Linked DNA regions of Mus musculus: region 1 is linked to region 2. Evidence: chromatin loops called from intact Hi-C (ENCODE). Cell type or tissue: heart. All regions are shown on one strand. Each heading gives the region's core, and the rest is flanking DNA. Links, peaks and the distances in the headings are about the cores only. Region 1 overlaps Gm38469. Region 2 overlaps Gm38469.

What was found. Hi-C counts contacts between places; a loop is a spot of excess contacts. Peaks named below come from ENCODE experiments on the same cell type or tissue, not always from the same donor. Only the 100,000 strongest peaks of a DNase experiment are listed, where the experiment ranks them.
Region 1: it touches region 2 in a loop (2.1-fold over the local background); 3 of 42 quality-filtered maps call a loop at or near these places.

Annotation. Positions count from the first base shown.
Region 1 is chr15:96,270,700-96,273,622 of GRCm38, reverse strand. The region is part of intron 1 of Gm38469; the gene reads left to right. It overlaps E330033B04Rik (RIKEN cDNA E330033B04 gene), which reads left to right. Exons shown (of 1, transcript NR_030690.1): 1 at 1-2,923. Among named protein-coding and RNA genes, the nearest start is that of E330033B04Rik, 3.1 kb to the left of the region's middle. In heart, for the core only: no CTCF peak of the experiment used is centred there; no DNase peak of the experiment used is centred there; H3K27ac peaks cover 533 bases.
Region 2 is chr15:96,200,904-96,203,826 of GRCm38, reverse strand. All of the region lies in intron 1 of Gm38469, which reads left to right. It also overlaps the pseudogene Gm4371. Among named protein-coding and RNA genes, the nearest start is that of 2610037D02Rik, 4.4 kb to the right of the region's middle. In heart, for the core only: no CTCF peak of the experiment used is centred there; a DNase peak (open chromatin) is centred at 1,616.

The DNA.
Region 1 (2,923 bases), core at 104-2,603, 70 kb before region 2:
TATATGTGTATAGTATTTTGCCTGCACTATGCCTGCACTTTCTGTTCCTAATACCCAAGGAAGCCAGAAGACAGTTAAGTTAATGTAAATGACAGATGGCCCAGTGGTTAAGAACACTGGCAGCTCTTCTAGAGGTCTTGGGCTCAGTTTCCAGGACACACATAGTGACTTACAGCCATCTCTTAACTCCGATTCCAGGGACATGAATTGTACTACTTTTTGGATGACCCTTAATGGAAAGTATGAAAATGTTGTCAAAATATCCCTTTTTTTTTTTTTTTTTTTTGCTAAATTTTATGAGGCATCCCCATGTAAAAGAAGTTCAAACAAAGTCTGATGGATTTAACGTTGTCCTAATAGAAATTATAATGTCCCTGCTTGAAGGCATTTTAAGATAGAAGATATTCACAGCAAGTGAATCAGCCTTATAAGCAACCAGATGTTTTCTTACTATATGAAAGGGCTTGACATGGTAGTAGGGTAAAGAGAAGCCAGAAACTCTATTAGACCTGGTCTGATACTTGCCCCCTTTCCCTATGGGTGACAGTCTTGCCATTTCCTGTTGCTGTCCAAAGGATAGCTGCACACACGTGTGGTCCCGAGACCTTTTCTGCAGTCTGCTATGCGCGTTTCACACACACGAGTACGTGAAAAGAATGGCATTGTCACAGATCGTTTCTGATAGATGCAGGTTTGACACTTTAAGCATATGCCTGCCTTTTTTAAATTATTACTTATGCGCAACTGCTGAAAATTGGTGTCATGCCATAGGTTGAAAGTAGGAGGTGATTCGTCACACAGAATGTCTAGAAGCCAGCAGTGGAACGGGCCACTGGAAATGGGGTTCTGTTTCTGGAGTAAGGAGAAAGGGGGGGGGAGATAGGAAAAAATGCAGTTCAGAAGACTTGACTGAACACCAAGATTCATGCCACAGGTCCGTTCTAATAATACTCGCAGGCGCCCTTCCACAGCTGGCGTGCTCGGCCTCCACCTTCCCCCACTCCTCTCTCTCACAGTGCTCACGCGCACACGCGCACACACACACACCTAATCCTTTAAGTTGCTTTGAAACTAAGATCAAGAGAGGTTAATATGGTTGTCTTGACAACAGCAGGTCAGACCTGGAAAGCGAGTTGGCCCTGTGCCAGGGTCTTGTGTTCTCTTGTCTCATGTCACAGCAGAGACACACTAATGTATGGCACATGAACTACATGGATACACTTCTCTAATAGAAAGTTGAACATAAATATTTCAAGGTCTCCTCCGGCCCCTCCCATCAGTGGTCGAATGCACCGATTCGTTGTTGTATGTTCCCTTGGCCACTGTTTCTTTGCTTGTGTAATTTTTTAGTGTGTGTGCACATGCCCATACCATCATTGTGTGAGTACATGTAGGTGCATGCTATGTGGATAATTTTTTTGACTAGTTTTTTTTTCATATACCTGGTTTGTGTAAACACGAGTAGACTACTTTTTACAGACGTGCACCTTACACTTGGCAAGTGGGACAGGCCCGCTGCTCACCCTCCCCTCTCTGCTTCATTTGATTCTCTTCCATTCCTGTATTCACTGACCACTGCAGGCTACCTTCAAGACGTTTCTATTCCAAAATTAAAAGTGTACAAAAATAATACCAAGCTATTTAAAATGTGTGAAGGAGTCGCTCTGTGATAGAATGCATTGGCTGAAAGAGCTGAACTGCATGGGGAAGGATTTTCAGGGCATTTTACAAACCTCTTCAGTGTCGTTTGTTAACTTGCATCTTTGTTCATGTTAGAGGTGTTTGGGTTTCCTCCGGTTGACCTTAACTGGACTAGGAAGACACTAAGGTCTCAGGTATCTCTAAACTTAAATCAGGTTAAGGCTTCACTTGAAGTTAGATGTCAGACGGTTATCTGTTTTCCCTGTGGACTGAAAGCCAGGTCTGAGGGTATCATGTGCACGCAGAAATAAACCAGAGCTCTCAGTCATCCGTGACTGTTTACGCGTAGGAAAGAACATGTATTCGTTTTGCAGTTGGCATGGATACAACCAGTAATGAGAAATGTCAAGAGTTCAAGTATTTATGATTAGTTGGCTCTAAGCACCTCTAGATTCAGTCTTGGATCATGTGGCTTTTCCATTAAAAAAAAAAAAAAAAAAAAAAAAACATAGGTTCTGACTAGCCATGTGTGTACACAGTTCTAGCCCCCCGCCAGGCAGTTATGGATGCTAGTGTACACAGTAATGCCTCCCCGTGCCTAGCAGGCACATGTGGTAGTTACGTCAGTCAGTCACACACTTCTCATTTGCTCTGGCAGACAATGAGCACTTTTAATTTTTTTTTTCAATATGATCAAACCCTGGTGCTGAAATGCTTTCTTTGATAATTATTGCATTTTACAATTTTATCAATAGTTAATATCTAAGTACACAAGAATTGTCTAAGGATAAAAACTCTTAATCCTGTTTACTCTAATAAATACTTTGAAATGCTGAATGAGCGGTTTTATATTCTACCCTTATTTCTCCAAAAGTGGGATAAGATTTTTTTTCATACGTAATGTTAAGCTGTTTGAAAACCCTAGGTATAGCGTGCTGTATTGTTTGAAGTGGTAACTATTCAACATATATCCTAGAATTAAATGATTTAGATTGAAAGAAGTAGTTTAGAATTTAAAAAAAAATATATTTTTTCTATAGATAATATGACTATAAGAGCAGTCCTTTCAAAGCTAAATATAGGTCATCATGTTTCTTTGAGAAAAAAACTACACATAGATAATTTGTTATTCCGGTATTTTAAGTCCACAGTGGCAAACAATGACCTCATTGTTTGGATCTGAGCCTACCAAAACATTAAACATTAGAGCCAGGGTGATTTCTCAGTGGGTAAGGTGTTTGCACTGTGAGGTGGGTGTGGCAGTCCCTGTGATTGCAGCCTG
Region 2 (2,923 bases), core at 310-2,809:
CAATCTCCGAAAACACTGCTTAAACACTTAAGTTATTAAAGTAGCAAAGTTTAAAATTAGTGTAGAGGAGAAGCTGCTGAGAGGGTTCAGAGGGTAAAAAAATACGTGTCACAAAGCTCTGATGACATGTGTTCAATCTCTGGAACCCACGGTGAAAGGAAAGAACTCGTTTCCAAAAGTTGTCCTCTGAGCTCCACATGTGCCCTACATATGTGTGTGCCCACACTCAAACACGCACACACGCACACGCACACACACACACACACCACACCACACCATGCACCATCAAATAAATAAAGTTGAAATGCTTATAAAATTAGCATATGGGAAGCAATAAATTTCATATGCAAAAGAATAACCAAGAAACTACAAATGTTTATTTTTAATTTGACACAGAATACCTAAGCATACATCTAATAAGAACTGATCAAAATTTGTGGGTACAAAGCATGTAAAAATAATAATAGAGACAGAAAGACAGACTGAGTTTGAATAAGAAGATTCATTATCATAAAAATATACACATTGGTTTTCTTGCTTGACATTCAACAAATTGATTATATATTTCACTTTGAACAACTAAATATAAATAGCTTAGAAAACCTTAAAAAGAAAAAATAATGAGTACAAACTCAGTCTTAAGCCAGATGTTAAAGCATTTTTTTTTTCAAACTATTTTTCAGCGTTTAAAACCTTCTGTGAGCAGCCTCTCTGCTGTTTGTGGAGATGCATCTCGGAATAGTGGATGCATACATCACCAGCTTAGCCATGAGGCTGTAGCTCTTGCCATCAGGATGCAAGGCAATACTGTTGATAGGTCCAAAGTGGCCCTTGAGGCTTTCAAACTCTCCTTCAAATGCCAACTGGGAGAACCTGGCCTCAAACTTGTCAATCCTGGTGGAGGCTGTGGTTTTATCTCTGGCTTCCTGACACCTTTCCAGTACCACATGGTCACAGATGAGAGAGAGAGTAGTGGAGTTGATGGAACATTGTGTTTGGAAAGTCTCCTGATAGTCAAGACTTATGGAGTCAAGTTGCTTGGCTGTGCTGTCCTTGGATGTGGTGACACACATGGTCATGCCTCTAGACAACTGGATGACAGTGACCTGCCATGGTGCTCTTTAACATTAACCAAGACCTCTCTAGACTTGGCACTGTGTTGGCTGAGCTCTTTCTACTCTCATGGCTTTCAATGATGTGTGTCCCCAGGGGTCCCCAAACAGCACGGTGATCTTGGAATCTTGCTGGGCATCTTCATGTAGGGCTCATTGCTGTTGATTTGGCTCAGATCCCATAGATCAAAGAAGCTCACAAAACATTGGTAGGCCATCTTTGTGTCTGTGAAGAACATGATAATATTCCCCTGAAAGTCAATGCCACAGGCTCGGACAGCTGAGTTGGTCCTGAGTGGAACCAACTGCTTCCCTGTTTCACAATCCCAGAGACAACAGCTGTTGTCAACTGAGCCAGGAGGGACATGAGTAGTGTTCCAGTCAACATCCGCACTCCACACAGCTCCACGTAGGTGCCTAGCCTCTTGCCATTCGCAGAGTACCACACATGGACAATAGGGTCTGTGGTCAGGGTGAAGAGGAGGCCTCCTTTGCAGTTGTGCTTGGTTTGCATGATGGACCAACCCACTCCTCGGCCTACAGCAGTATGGGATTCATCCCGGTGGTGACGCAGAGCCAGATGTTAAAGCATTTACAAAGTCTCTATAATTAGAAGACAATTGCATTGGCAAGTGAATAAGCTGACAACCAGTGGAGCCAAATAGAAAAATCCAGAAATAACCCTAAGTTATTTGCACATGGGTCTTGAGACTCCAGGGAAGGCTGCTTCTGAAAAATCTGTGGAGAAATACAGACTTTTTATAAATGATACTGGGAAAAATGAACCTCCACATGGAAAAGATAGAAATGACATCATCCTGTAAGAAATGACATCACCCTGTATACCACACACTAGTCTGCTATGCTAGTCCAAACGCTGGAGGAAATCATGGCGTGCTTCCTTTCATGAAAGCTCATGAAATTCCCCCAAACTTGGGGGAAACTTAATTATTTTAGCTATATTTTAAAAGTTCTGTGTGGAAAGTAAGCCACGAAGCAAGCAACCTAAAATCTAAGCAAGTCACCAGTGGAGTCTAGGGAGATACCTGTAACTCCTCATCTCAACCAAAGGTTAAAGTCTCTATCAGCTAATGAATGTCTATAAATTGAAAAGGCAAATAGCATCTTGTAAAACTGAGCGGGAAATCCACACATGGCTCACCAGAAAAAGAAATGCAAATGGACCTCCAGATGTGATAAGATGCTCTAATCAGCTCCTCGGAAGAGAGGGGTGGGGGAACTGAAACTACATTAAAATACCATCTCTGCCCTATCAGCCTGGCAGAACTCCAAGGGCTTAGCAATGGGACTGGCAAGGCTAGAGGGAAATTGGCATTCTCATGTATTGTTGATGAGGTAAAAGCCCAGAGGAGGGGACACGTCCATTATCAGAGTTCCACAAGCATTTACATTTTGACCCATTAATTCCATAGTAAGACATCTTTCTTATAGAGTAGCGGGTGGGAAATACAGAACGGCACATAAACAAGACAATTCAATTTGTGTGTGACAGCAGACTGGTAAACATCCCACAGCCCAATGCCGAGGGCCTACTTAAAACAAACTCTTGCTTAGCCACACAATGCAGGAAAGTTCAAGGGCAGAAAACATCTGTAATATGCCATTCATTACCTGGGAACAGGGATATGTATTTTATTTGTTTATATTATAAGCAGTTGATGGCGAAAAGCCCAGACTACTGAAAATGGCTATGTGAGGTACAGGGTAGAGGGTAGGGTACAAGGGATACAGGGATGGAGACGGTGGTCTATGATTCTTTGGATGTGTTTCATTATAGTTCTGGACTTAGT